Regions from separate parts of the Homo sapiens genome. Here region 1 is linked to region 2. Evidence: chromatin loops called from intact Hi-C (ENCODE). Cell type or tissue: gastrocnemius medialis. All regions are shown on one strand. Each heading gives the region's core, and the rest is flanking DNA. Links, peaks and the distances in the headings are about the cores only.

Evidence for each region. A loop is a pair of places that touch in the nucleus more often than their neighbours do. Peaks named below come from ENCODE experiments on the same cell type or tissue, not always from the same donor. Only the 100,000 strongest peaks of a DNase experiment are listed, where the experiment ranks them.
Region 1: a loop joins it to region 2, with 2.2 times the contacts of the local background. A loop is called at or near these places in 1 of 110 quality-filtered maps.

What each region holds. Positions count from the first base shown.
Region 1 is chr2:229,571,925-229,579,453 of GRCh38, reverse strand. The region is part of intron 4 of DNER (delta/notch like EGF repeat containing); the gene reads left to right. Among named protein-coding and RNA genes, the nearest start is that of DNER, 140 kb to the left of the region's middle. In gastrocnemius medialis, for the core only: no CTCF peak of the experiment used is centred there; no DNase peak of the experiment used is centred there.
Region 2 is chr2:229,485,044-229,492,572 of GRCh38, reverse strand. The region is part of intron 6 of DNER (delta/notch like EGF repeat containing); the gene reads left to right. Among named protein-coding and RNA genes, the nearest start is that of PID1, 220 kb to the right of the region's middle. RefSeq lists an enhancer at 5,622-6,123. In gastrocnemius medialis, for the core only: no CTCF peak of the experiment used is centred there; a DNase peak (open chromatin) is centred at 3,402.

The sequences.
Region 1 (7,529 bases), core at 1,448-6,447, 86 kb before region 2:
TCTCCATATTGAGGAAATTAAATTATTTATTTATATTTGTAGGTAGCAGGGCTGTGGGAAATACTCAGTTCCGTATTAGTTTAGAAAAGATGCATTGCATGCCTCTCATTTTCCAAGCACTGTGGTAGTCTGGATGTGCAAAGATGATTTAGGTGTGGTCTCTGAGTGAATGGGGCAACAAAAGCTTAGACAAGTGCCCAAGACAGGGTTGTATATAAGTGGCCATGGGATTCAGATGAAGAAGCAGCTAACTCTGCCAGAGGGAGGGAAGGCAGGCCAGTATTCTCCTTGGACATACAAAGGGCAGTGTGTGTGTGGCATTTTGATGGCACAGTAGTCTGTGCTATTTAAGATCATTTCATAATAGTGCTAGAAATGGACTAGTGACCATCACAACTGGAAATAGAGATATTTCAACAAGCATGTAACAGAACCTTTGAATATGTCACCTGCCTCCACCCAGCTGCCTCTCATCTTGGATATGAACACATTTATATAAAGGTAGGTGCTCAAGATGTGGATGATATTTCTTGAGTTCTCTGTTTATCTTTCAAACGAAAAAGAGGGATCTTCTAGTCTTCGATGTGAATTTCTGGGTAGTCCTTTGGAATTCCTTAGTAAAGCTCTATTTTCTTATTCTTGAACTCTGCTTCCCTCCCTTCTGGGTAAACTATTCCTATAAGCCTTGTCCTTTAAAATGAAAGTTTCAAAAGCAACTGGAGCTGGGGTACCTCATTCTGTAAATTTGACAGAGAGAGTGATTTTGGAGAAAGTCTTCCTGAAGGCAGGGGGCACCACTGGGGCTGTATTAGCTGGGGTGAGGGCTGCTGGCAGTATTGAAAGGGGGAAAAGTTCCAGTAGAAAAGTAGGGGTGGGGGATGTTGCTAACATCTCAGCTTGGCTGGAGGGCTTCCTGAAGCCAGGCATAGTGGCCAGTGTTAATTTTCTGTGTGTGTCTATTTTAGCTATTCAGGCATCAAGTCTCTAGATGTGTATTCCTTTGTCTCAGCCATTTCTTGACGAATCCTTTTGTTTCCTGCTCAGGAATTAAAAGGAATCCAGAGATAAAAAGGCCAGATCCTGCCACTCCCTAGCTGCCCTCCTGTTCCATTTTGTTACTGTCTGACTACCAGCTCCTGTGACTGCTTCCTGGCCATGTGGAGCAGCTGGGACCTGGCTCCCTGTGGAAGACTCAGGGTGATAGGGACGAGATGGGAGGAGACAGGGCGAGCGACCGACCAGGACATGCCAGAAGAAAGGACTCCCATAGGAAGTGAAAGATGCTTAGCATACGTTTTTCTCTTGTCAGAAAAGCCCACGGGGAGATGCAGAACCAAACTGGAAATTCACCTCTTGGTACTGTGAAGAGCTGAGGGTCTGCGTGTCTCTTTTCTGTACACTCTGACTTTAGGTGATATTTTCCCTGCCTCTAATATTCACTTAAGTTGAATTTCACTCTTTAATCTTATGTATTTCTATGAGCCTCTCAGATCTTATAGAGTAAGTTAAGATATAAAGAAATAAGATAGTTGGCAGGACACTTAAATTTTTGGAATATTCTTTAACTTGGTAATATCTTTATTGATTATATATTTTTAAGGATCTTTGTTTCCCAGCTCTGATGCAGTGAAGCTGGGTTGATTCTTTAAAATGTGTTAACTCATCTTTTGTAATCCATCTTTACTGAATGTAAATTCTTACTAGCACACTGGCACCCTGGAATATTCAAAGAAGTTATTCTTCCTGGAATATTCTCCTTTGGATCAGAAAACTCAGGCAGGGCATATCTGCTTTATCCACACTTCTTTGTTTTTTTTTTGAGACAGAGTCTCTCTTTGTTGCCCATGCTGGAGTGCAATGGCACGATCTCTGCTCACTGCAGCCTCTGCCTCCCGGGCTCAAGTGATTCTCCTGCCTCAGCCTCCTGAGTAGCTGGGGTTACAGGCTCCCACCACCACGCCCAGCTAATTTTGTATCTTTAGTAGAGATGGCGTCCTGACCTCAAATATTCCTCCTGCCTCAGCCTCCCAAAGTGCTGGAATTACAGGCATGAGCCACTGCGCCCAGCCTATCCACACTTCTAGAACTGCCCATTTTCTATAACTGCCCCTTTCATTCTCATAATGTCAGGCCCTGCATTCTCCAGACCTACCCAGTTACATGAAGCCTCTAGTCTCTGATCCATTCTCAAACAAGCCTGCAGTACTTTATTAGCTTTTATTGGTGGAGGGAGTTCCCATGTACATCTTACCATTCAAATCAATTTTCCTGGGGTCCCTGGCCCCTTGGTTGTACATTGAACTGGAATATTCTCCTCTAAATGCATAGACACTAAGCTTCCTCCAGCTTCCTGGAGCAAAACCTGATTTCCTTAGGCATAAAGTCCCACTGCCCACAGTCCCAGCTTCACGACCCTTACCCTGACCAGCTGCTTCATCTGTGGTAGGTCCCCTTCTCCGTGGTCTGGACCCTGATTTCATGATAGTCCCATTAGTTCTGCCTTGGACCATGCCCTCTTCTTAGATACCAAGGCCAGCTCAGATTGGGGCTGTGTCTTTCCTGCCTCTGAACCCTGTGGTTTGGCTTGCTGGGCAGCCTTCCTAGCTGTTCACCTAACTCAGCTCTGCAGGTTTCCCACTGGTTCTTCTCCGTGTAGCTGGCGTCATTTCTCTCCACTCTGATTCCCTTCCCCTTCTTTTATAAAATCTTTGCTTTACCAGTCATGTGTCTCACATTACTTTCTGCTAATCACATTGACAGCCAGTATCACACAAAGTAGCATCAGAATGTTCTCCGTTCCCCCCCACAAACCTTTTCTGGCATGATGATTTTATATGTTTAATTAAACTGTAAACTTCTAGAGAGATTGGACCATGCCATAGCTCCTTGCAACCATGATGACCACATGTTCGTCACTTGACTGGTTAAATTTTGTTCCTATGTAAAAGTTATTCTGCCATTTCCTAATGCCATGTGAAGAAAATTCCCAGCTGCAAAATGTCAACCTTAAGAATTATTTGTAGGTTTTCACAATCTACCTCTGTGACATTTAAATCCTCATTCCCCCTTTTTATTATATTAAAAGTATTTTAGAGTATCAAATGCCAAAAAAAAAAAAAAAAAAAGAGAGAGAAACTTTCATCATTCTTTTGGGAATGTTACATTTTGTCCTCTAAGATACCCTGCTCTGGGGGCCAGGGGTAAAACAGTTGAAGAAAGTTTGGAAAAGATATCATCTATAGAATCATTAACATCTTTCACTGAAAACTTAAGATTTAAAAAAAATGCAAATATTTCACCTTTTCATGGTCATTTTAAAACCACAATTGAGTAAGTTCTGCTGAACTCACTGCAATGGTGGGGGTAGGGAGTGTAGCGGGGAGAACCATTGGAATGTTCCAATGCAATAGTTTGAAAAGAACAAAAGCAGAGGAAATATAAAGCTTCCCTGAATGGCATAATTTACATCAAATTCTTATAGCTCACATTTGCTTAGTTCAAAGATTTCTATGAAATTTGAGTTTTACTTAAATTGAGACCTCATATTAATATTGTCAGCAATCAAGATTATTCTTTTTGATCTTCTATTACTTAATGGATTTTAGGATTTAAAAAAATTAGTTGGCCTGAACTCCATGCCCTATTTCTATATGCCCTAATCCTAAATATTGTCATGGTCAGCATGATTTACTTATTGGTACCTGTTGATTGTGGTGATACCCCGAGCATTCCATTCTGGATACGTCTGTCCCTGGAGCTGGCAGTCTAAGGTCCATTGGCCCTGCTGGGATGGGCTTCCCAGGCTGCGGTGGTGTTGGAGCAGGTGATCAAAGATGGATGAGATGTTTCTCTTCCTACCAAGACTGTCCCTGAAATCAGGTTGGTTAGAAAGGAAGATCCCTGGTCCCCCCAATGGACCTGGTAGCTCCTCAGGAGACTCTTTCACAATGCTCTCAGCCAATTTCTTTGAGCACTAAAAGTTATGCAAATTCTAGGAATTTATCAAGAAGTAAAGGACAACCCTCAGTAGGGTAAAGCCAGTCTGAGTCCATGTGGAAGGGCACTGTCATGAGTTACTAAGATGCTTCTGCAGTTTTTGAGCATCAGTTTCAAAATTTAATAGAACAGAGCAGTTGCAGATATTCTACAATTTGGGCCTGATCCATTACGTGGGGGATTGCCTGGTTTTGAGAAGCAAACTGAAGATATGACTTCAAAGCCATAAATTCTCCTTTTCTCTCCTTCCTCATTCTGCCTCATTTTCTCTCTCTCCCCATCAACACTCTATTTAAAAAAAATAAAGCTAGTGCATTTTATTTACAGGTTAATTTATGAAAATTACATAATAAGTTATTTTTATATTTTAAAGCATTTCTTCTTAATTCTAGAAAGAAATACTTTATCCCTTAATAATAATGAATTTTAACCGAAATCTTGTCTGTGGAATTCGATTAAATATTTCTTTAAAACTTTCCCTTTTTCTTTTAACTTAGAGACAAACTTTCTCGGGGCTTTGCCAGCTTACGGTCAAAAGCTTTTCTTAGCTTCTGTCAGTGCAAATTTCAACTAAGAAAGTAATTTTTTAAATTGCCTTTTTTTATAGCCAAATTTCTGCTCCTTTGTAGCATCTCTTCTCTTTCTTTGGAGAGAGGAAGAAAGAGAAGGAGAGCAGGAAAGAGAGAGAATTTCTCAGGACAAAATATGCAAACTTCCAGAAGTATGCGTTTCTCTCAACAAGGTAATTTATTTTCTTTTGAAGAATGAAAAAGACTCTATTGTCTATTTATTATGAAATTAATATATACAAGAAAGATAAGAAAAACTGGTTTCTTCTCCTATAACCCGCCCCTCTACTGACAACCAGTGTTTACATTTTGTGATATTTCCTTTTCTTTGCATGACAGTGCATGTATATAGACATACACTGTTTTTGGAAAGAAGAATACATTCATTTACTGTCTGGTTATTTGCTTTTTTCATTTAATGTTTCACTGACAATCTTTTATGTTAATAAATATAAATCTCTAACAGTTTTCTTTGTGGTGGTATAGGGTTCCATTGAATCAATGTACTATAATTTATTATCAATAGGCTATCGTTACACAATTCGTTCCTTCCTTTCTTTCTTCCTTTTTTCTGCTTCTTTGGGCAGAATTTCAAATGTTGGTATAACCACATCTTTGTGTCTTCTCGGATGATTTATTTGGGTTAAATTCCCAGATATGGAATTTACTGGATCAAAGGGTTTGTATATTTTAATGGCACATTTGATACACATTATCCAGTTGTCTTTAACTTTCTTCCAGTTTTCGCTCAGGACAGCCAGTTTATCTTCAGAATTCTGTGTTGCTCCACTTCCATCAACCTTCAGGTGGCATTCAACTTGAAATTTACGTGTACTTTTTAGCAACGTCCTTAAGAATCTGAGACTTTTAGGGATCTCCTCAAGGAAAAAACAGTGATCATTAACAGTTTTCAGAAAAAGGACAGTGCAAATCTCCTTAAGCAGAAGATATTTAAGTGGTTTCATCACAATATTGCATTTATACATTGGAGTAATGGTAAATGTAGTGGTTTCATTGTATTACTACATTTGCACATCACAGTCAATGTGGAATGGCCAGGAAGGTTAGGAAATAAACAGGGGGTTGCTGCTTTCATGGTCTTTCATGGACGCTATCACATTGCCAAGTTCTAGTGACATTCCTCTCATTTAATGTTATGCAGAGAACAGTCATATTCCAGAAGATCACAATTCCTGATTTCATTTCCATTTCCTTCTCTGTGATCCTTTTGCTTTTCCACTACAATCTCCTGAAGGTAGATATTTAAGTACCTTTTATCATAGACTTTTTACGAGGTCAGAATGAGTGCATGAGAATGGAAGGAAGGATTTTTCAGAAAATGCAAATGTTTTGAAAACCCATCAGAGAGGTGTTAGAGATGATCATTTACTTTTGACATGAAATCATGGTAGTTTTAATTGTTTCTCACAAAGGTCTTGGGTATAAAACTCAGAGCATCAAGAAAATGGACCAGAGTCGAACATGTCAGCAGAAGAAAATTGTCTAGTTTTTGAAGAATATAAATAATTGGGATTGCATTTTGAAAATGCTGTCTTGCTTTCTCATCTCAAATGCTCTCTCTGACATTTGGGTTTTGAATGCCATGATATTTTTGGTATTCACGTGCATTCTTCACAAGCAATCCTCACATGGTTGTCCTGTTTTAATGCCGTAATTGTGAGTTTGACCTACAAAAGTTATATTTGCTTGGTAGACAAATGGATAATCTCCTTAAATAAATACATGACAAATGCTGTTTGGCTGCATCGCTAATAACAGATGACAGCCTCTGGAACATTCCATGATAAAAAACAGGGATCACGTCATCTGCTCATTTATCTGCATCCTTGTTTATCATCAACTAACATTTATGGATTAATGACTACATGTAGGACACTGTTCCCAGGACTGGGAATACAAAGAAATACCAGGTCCCAATCCCTGACTTTAAGAGATTTTAGCCTCCAAACAAACAAGTTATACTCATTATGTAACTCAGATAAATCTTGTTGTCTCATGTCCTAGTCTTGTTCATAAAGTCACATTCAAGTAACCAAAAATTAAAACACTGTATATGTTTACTCATCTTTTTGAGGGATTATGAATAAGAGTGGAAAAAATGCATTCCTGTCGTGCAGCAAAAAACTGCATCCATCTTATCTTGTCCTTTCTCTTCTCTTAATAGTCTCCATGTGTTTGGCACCTGCTTTCTTAAATTCTCTCTCCCACTATCAAGGTCTGCTTCCCAATGTCTCAGCCTTTGAGGCTTTCCTTTCCTTTCTCTTCTTGTCCTGTTCCTTTAGCACAGTGCTTTATATGTCACTGTAGCCTCTCTGTTTGTTTTTAGTTCTTCTATTTCCTTCCTTACTTGGATTCTCCACTGCAAAGAATTTGACTGGGAGATGACCCAGCAAGCTGGCCTTTCTCCCTTTCAAGCTGAAGTAAGGGGCAATTGCTAACATTCATGTAACATGTAATTGTTACTCTAGTTAGACGTTAATGATTTTGAGATGATGTGGCACATCAAGAGATTAATCGGAAGATCAAGGAGTGTCTATTCAATATTAGATGAACTGTACAGTCCATTTAGGGTCTACATGAATTCACATCGCAAGTTGAGAGTAGTCACCAAGGGGCAAGTGAAGGCTTTAGAACTCGAGGTGTATCTTGAGCTTGGCCTTGAACTGAAGAGCAGGTATGAGAGGGAAAGGCATTTGGGGTAAAGGGGAACGGTGTGAGTAACAACACGGGAGGGAGAATGCTCTGTTTAGAAATAATAGGACAATTTGGCTAGGGTAGTGGAAAGTTATGGAAAATTAACAAAGGGATAGGATGTAAGAGCCAGACTGCAAAGGGGTGTGTGTGCTGTGTTGAGATCTGTATTTAGCTTGTAGGCAGTGGTGATGCAGGGTTTTAAGTAGAGGAGGGGGTGCTGGTGGTGGCTGTGGTGGAGATATAACATGG
Region 2 (7,529 bases), core at 970-5,969:
TTGATCAAGGTCACAAAGCTCATGGGGGAAACCGGAATGCAGGCCTCTTCACTCGGGGCCCATCTTTGAGTCAAAGAGTGTGTTTCACTGCTACATATTAATGGTCTGTGAATTTTCTGTTAGTTATGAATAGAGTGGAAGGTATGGGCATTTCTAATGGTCTATGAATGTATTGCCCCTGTGTCATTCATCCCTTCTCAGGACCAGACATTGCACCCCTTGGGGCTCAGAATAACAAAACAAAGCTAGTGAGACATGGTACGTCAGGGCTTCAAGCTAACCACTTCTACCTACTGGTTGTGTGACCTTGTGTGATCCTCCTAACCTTTCTTAACTCCTTCTGGTTTCCTCATCTTTAACATAAGGAGTTGTAGTAAGGCTTATTCATTCAATAATTATTTACTGAATGTGTACTATGTGCCAGGGATTTTTCTGGGTGCTGAGAATACAATTGAGAATGAAGCAAAGTCCCTGTGCTCGTGGAAGTCATATTTCAGTGAGGAAGATGACTAGACAATATGCATATGCATTTGTGTATACAGTGTATGCGTGTGTATGTTTGCATATATGTAGTGTGTTTGTGTGTCTGTGTGTCTGTGTGTGTGTGTGTGTGTGTGTGTGTAATCATGGCAAAAATGGGAAAAATGGGGAAGTTGTTCTGAAGAGAATACTTAAGGTTATGGCTGAGCAACCATTTGGTAAGAGATCATGGATGTGATTCATGGATTTAATCAGCCATCTCAGCAGAAGCCAGGAATTGAGATGGGATTTTACCATCAAAGACAGTATCAGTTTGAACTACAGGGGAAGGAGAAAGTAGATGTGGAGTGAAGGAAGGCTGTCAGACATCAAGGAGTGATAGGTGCTGTGAAGAAAAAATAAAACAGGGTAAAGGGATGAAGAAAAATGGGAATAGGATTGCAGATAGGTTGACTAGGTAAAGCCTCCTAGAAGGGGAAATGTTTGTGAAGAGACTGAATAAAATGAGCTTGTAAACAGTGTGACTATCAGGGGAATAGGATTGCAGGCAGAGGAAATAGTTATATGCTATGCACAAGTGCTATGATCTGTGTTTGCGTTTCCCTAAAATTCCTGTGTTGAAACCTAATCACCAAGGTGTTGGTATTAGAAGGTGGAGCCTTTGGGAGGTGATTGGGTCATGAGAGCTTCACCTGATGAATGGGATTAGTACCCTCATGAAAGAGGGCCCAGAGAGCTGCCTTCTTTTTCTGCCATGTGAGGGCATCTCGAAGGTGCCGTCTATGAGGAATGGGCCCTCACCAAACACTGAATCTGCATGCACCTCGTAAATTTCCTAGTGTCAGGTATTTTGCTCTAGCAGCCTGAATGGACCAAGATAATGTGCAAAGGTCATGATGCAGGAATATGCCCAGCGTGTTTGAAGAGCCGGAGCACAGTGCCCGAGAGAACCTATGATGAGACCTGAGCAAGCTGAGAAGGAACCTGGACCTGGCCAGGAAGGAAGGACAGGGAGCTCATTCTGAGAGTGACAGGAAGCCACTGAGGGCATGAACTGGGCTGAGCCATTGGACTTTCCACTTAAAAGGATCACTGTGGAGTCTGGGGCAGAATAAACATAGGGAGGACAAATTGGAAAACCAGTTAGGAGGCTATTTTTAAAATATGTGCATTTATCAGGCTAGAGATAAGGACAGCTTGACCACTGTGGTGCTGGAAGTAGTGAGACGTTTTGGATTTGGGATGTCTTTGAAGGTACAGCTGATAACACTTCCTGGTGTGCTGAGGTGTGAGTGGAAGTGGAGAGTTGTGAATGACTCCAAAGTTTGTTTGTTTTTTTAAATAACAGCTTTATTGAGATACAATCCACATACCAGCAAGTTTACAATTCAGTGCTTTTTAGTATATTCATAGAGTTGTGCAGTCATCACCATAATCAGCTTTAGGGCATTTTATCACCCCTGAAAGAGGCCCTCTACCCTTTAGCTATCACTCTGTGGCCCTACCATCCTCCCCACCCCCCAGCTCTAGGCAACCACTCATCTACATTCTGTCTCCATAGATTTATTTATTCTGGACATTTTAGAGATAAGTCCAAGTATATGATGTGTAGTTTTGTGGCTGGTGTCTTTAATTTAGCAGGTTTTCAAGGTTCATTCAGGTTATACCAGGTATAACTGCATTCCTTTTTATGCCTGAATAATATTCCATTGTATGGATGTACCACATTTTGTTTATCCCTTTATGCGCTGACAGACACTTGGAGTATTTCCATCTTTTGGCTATTGTGAATAATGCTGCCAAGACACTAAGACACTTAGCCTGATGTACTCCCTCTTCAATTTTCCTCCAGGATCATGTGCTTCTAACCTTGTCTCCCTCTTTCTGCTATATTCCCTGTCCCTCCCTGCTTCTTTCCTGGCTTCTTGTTCACAAGGATTCTCTGGCCTTCTCTATCTTAAAACCAGTCCTGCAAACAAGCAGTAATTTGGAAATTCCTTGCTGCTCCTTCCATATGTCCACTTCCTCCGCTTTCTCCTCCTCCTTTGTCTCTTCCTCCTCTCCTCCTCTTCCCTCTTGTCCTCCACTTTGATCTCCCCTTCTTTCTCTTCCACTCTCTCTTCCTCGTTACTGCAACATATTGGTCCATCTTCAACTCATAATTTTCTACCCACTCCCTCATGCTGCTTTTCTCTCTGTATCATAAGAGTGCTTCTCCAAGGTCATCAGTGGTGCCCTTCTCACTGATTTCGAGGGCTCCTTCCTCATCCTTATCCTGCTGAAGTTGATCATTTTTCAGAAGCCTTCTCACCTGGCTTCCAGAGCACTGCACTGTGCCTGCTCTCCTGAGACCTCTCCCACCCTCTTCTTCCTCCCCTCCCTCTTCAGCTGCTCTCCTCTGCCTTGGGTAGCAATGGCTCCTTCTGAGCCATCACCTCAAGGTGGATGGCTTCCAGACCCCTTCTAGCCCAGCCTTTCACCTCAGCACTTTGCCTGCACCAGGCAGCAATGTGTCTGCCGACTCCTCCTCCCCTCCTCCCCTTCCTCTTCCTCCCCCTCCTCCTCACCACCTTCCTTCCCTCTGTCCGCGCCCCCCACACCCACCCAGTCATGTTGCCGGCCTCTCTCTGCCTCCTTTTGATCCCACACTTGATTGCAGTCTGGCTTTCTCATGCATCCCTAGTTTCTATCAGTGGTGCCATCATCTCCCTCCTCACTTGGGCTGGAAGCTCGGCCATTATGCTCGCCGCCCTCATCTCAGTTATCTTTGGAGTGCCACCAAGTTTCCTTTATTTATGATGACTCTCCATCTGCCCTGGCTCTTCCTCTTCCATTACCAATGCCCTGATTCAAGCTGTTGGCATCTGCCGCCTGGGTGATTGCACCCTCCCCGCAGGCCATGCTGCCTTACTCACAGCTGCCGATGTGATACTTACGAAGCCAGGGCCTGGCTGACCGCAAAGCCCAGCTGGGCCGGGAGGCCAGATTGCCCAAGTGCAGCGCCTGCTTCCACTACTCATTTATTGTGTGAGCTTGGGGAAGTTACTTAATCTTCCTGGGTCTCAGCTGTCTATCTGTAAATTGGGCATGGGTGACGGTATTCAATGTGCCACAATCCAATGACTGTGAAGATTAAATAAGATGATATAGGTAGTGTGCTTGGAAAGTGACCTGGTGCATAGTAAGCCCTCAACAAATGTCAGCTGTTGATATTGTTGTGATTGTCAAGCCCTGCACAGAGTCCAATCACCACTTTCTTGGCCAGAGATTTGGCTTCAGCTCTTTCTGCATCTCCTGCTCAGGGGAGCCAGGTTGGAGCAAAGATCACAGGAAAGCCAGGCCTGAATGGGCCACTTCCTGCCCACTGTGTCTGGCCTCAGGGCTGGCCTTGGTTGGCCCTCACAGTCTTTTCAAATGAACTTCATCAAAAGGAAAGAAGGAACACATATGAGGAAAGAGAGGGACGTAGGGTTAGAGTCTGCAGTCCTGGGTTGAATTCCACTCACCAACTTTACTTAGCTCCTCTGAGCCCAAGTTCTCTTATCTATAAAATGGAATGATGATCTTGACCTTGTAAAAGAAAACACACACGCAAGAACACACAAATGCACACACAACACACATGTGCACTCATATACATGCATATGCAACACATGCACACACATGTATACACACATGCACATAACACATACACAAACACAAAACATGTACACACATATACAAATGTAATATACACAGAGTGCACACATGCACGCAGACATGCATACACAAACATCTATCCCCACATCCACATCCACACACACTGGCACAGAATCGGTAAGCCATCAAGGGCACTTCTTTGTAGCCTCTAAACACTAGTAAGAGGATGAAAGATGAGAAAGATTGGAGCTTTCATTCTTCTGATTTCTTCTGCAAGGGCATTGCCCACTCCCCATCCCACACCCAGTTTCGACATCCCTCTTGGAGTTCTCTCATTTCGTCCAGACCAGAACACTTGCTCCCAGGGAGAAGGGAGGAGAGACCTTAAGTGCTCCCCTGAAATGGCGGTGAGTGGTTACAGGAAGAGATCAATATACAACACATCGTTACCATGCCTCTACTCTGTGCAGAAACCTTTGAAGATGCCATGTCAGTGACCCCAACTCTTTGGTTTGTGGATTGGGGGCCCTAGCCTAGCCTTGTTTCCCCGGCACATCAGTGAGGCTAGCCTGGGCACTGCCATGCACATGTGCCTGCCTTGGGACCATTCTCCTGCTCATTTACTCAGTATGCTGTTTCATGGGAATGTGTCTTACCTCCTCATCTGGAGCCTAAGCTCCCTGAAGGTAAGAACTGTTCCTGAACTTCTTTTAGATTCCCCAAATGTGAATTTTCACTCACAAAAAATTCTTTCTGAAGAGTGAATGAATACCTTCTTTAGAGTTTGATTTACTACAAAAACTTAAAACTCAACTAATAAATATAGTTATATAAATTTTTATGTAGTTTAAGTCAATCCCCTAACTTGTCTGTCTCATGGTGTAACACCTTAATTAATCTAATGTTTTCTTTCTTTTGATTTCAACTTCTCAGGAGTAGTCATCAGGACATACTTAATGAAATATCTTCCCCTTTGAGGTATTGAATTCTAAGTATTGAATTATCTTCCTCTTCGGAATCATCAGATTAAAAGATATAGATGGACTGTATCAATATTGCACTTTATTATTTGAGAGCTAGAGAAATTGAATAAAAGGAATTATATTAGAGAGAGTGATGCATGGTGCTTATGCAGTTATTAGTTTACTATATAATGAGTATTTATAGTGTCCCTGGCTCTGTGCTAGAGGCTGGCATAAAAGTAATCAATACCTGCCCTTAAAGAATAGGGAAGTAGATGTGTGAAGAATGCAATGACAGTTGCAATAATTGAGCCCAAGACCTCCCACTCAGAAAAAGAAGAAAACCATGTCAACAGTGCAATCACTAAAGGCTTTTTGATGTCATATAATATTTGACTTTCACCCATTGGCCTCTGATTTTTGTCCTCTGTAATTTGCGTTATATGTGTAATTCGGAAATGAATAATATTAATATTTGATGTTAAAAGATTGCTTGCTTCTAATTTTCCAGATGGTGGTTTTCAAACTCTAGCATGTACCTTGTATTAGTATCACCTGTAGGACTTCTTAAACCTCAGTTGCCAGGCCCCACCCCCAGAGTTTCTCCTTCAGTAAGTCTGTGACAATGATGGTCAATTTGCATTTGTAACGAGTTCCCAGGCAGGGCTGATGCTGCTGATCTGGGAAACACATTTTGAGAACCACTGCTCTAAATTGCCTGTATAAAAACTGAGAGATCCAAAAATATTGGCATATTGCTTTGCAGTTTTAAAATCCATAAATTTCACTCAAAAAATATTGAGCCACCTAGGACATGCCAAGCATGGTGCAAGCTCTTGTGGATTAAAGGGTACACTCCATAGAAATGGTACCTGCTGCTTGAAGTCATTATAATCATAATCTTTAATTCCTCCATGAGGGAAATGAAGGTAAAAGTCAACCTCTTAATGAGCTCTCTCAGCTGATTGTTGTATCACCATCCCAGACCTTCCACTCCCCAAGCCACTGTCCTTCCCACTGTGCCTCTTGTCTATTTACTTGTTAGATGTGGTTACTTTTTTCCCCAATGTTGAGATTAATTTTTCTAATTCTGCTGAATGTCAGCTTTCTGTCAAGCTTTTTTTTTTGCATATTCCAATTTAATTATATTTTACTTATTGTCTTTCATAGATGGGCTTCATGTATCTTCCTTTCTTTGCCTTTGGTTTTTAAATCCTGTTTGTGTTTGTCCAGATGTGTTTGTGTTTCTCCTGCCAGCGAATCTTACTAGTTTTTTTCTGTGCAATAATGTCTGCCTTCCGACTTTAAAATAGGATGCCTCTGAGACTGAACGTCTTGATGGTGCACTATTTATTCCCCCGGTTTACTTCTTGCCTCAGAGTGCTAATATTAGGCACTGCATCTTAGCAGACACGGCTGAGGCCCTGATACCAGCTGCTCAGATCCCCCCAGGGTGAGAGCTGAGACTGGTGGGTTCTCTTGGTAGCATCAGCATTCAGCCCAAATTCAGCAGCCTCACCTCACTGCACAGGCCAGACTATTAAAAGACCAGGAGCGTTAAAAATAGCTCTCGTCGCAATTGCCACCATGGGAGCCTTCAGAACAGCTCTCCAAAGAAACAATTAGACTCTGCCTTAGAGAGCCAAAGCAACACAGGAGAATTTTTTTTTTTATTATTTCAGTAGAGAAATCATGAAGTAAACATCATACACAAAAACAACTGTGCAGGGAAGGAGAATGTTTTTTTAAAAATGCCCACAACTGATTGATCGCCCTTCTTCTTCATAATCTGACTCATTTAGCTAACTTCGCTTACACCTCATGTAATTTACCATTGACCTCTGGAAGGTTTTCTTCATTTGAAGGGAAATGGTGGTGTCGATAATGATATATGGGTTGGTGGGGGGATTTTTTGTTATGTTGGAAATCAAAAGATATCACTCAGATGGTATGCTGTTCTGAGATTCACAGGCAAACTTAGCCACTCTTCTCTCTCTAGATATGAATACATTTTAAATTATATTTTATACTTAAATACAAAATAGTATAAAATCAAACACTCCAAGCCTATATTAGACCAAATGTAATCTGTGAACACCCACTGATGAAATGGATGCATTTCCTTCAAGTGTCTGGTCACTTTCTGCCTTTTGCCTTTTTAAGAATTTACTCACTGCCAGGCTTTGCTTCCTATGTCAGGGACTGTATTTCACCTAACATCATTGCTCACGGTCAGACCCTTTAAAAGCACGAAGCCTGAGTTGAGGGCTTTCCCGGCTGTGCCATATGTCCTCAAAGGGCATCCTTACCATGTACCCTGAGTCACAACTTTTCTTCTATCTTTGTTGTACTGCAGTGTTCTTCAAAGAAACAATAAAATCTCTGCAATTCCCTGAAAGGAGAGGTCAGTATTTTCAATAGTCATCTGTTTTTGAATGAATTATTTTA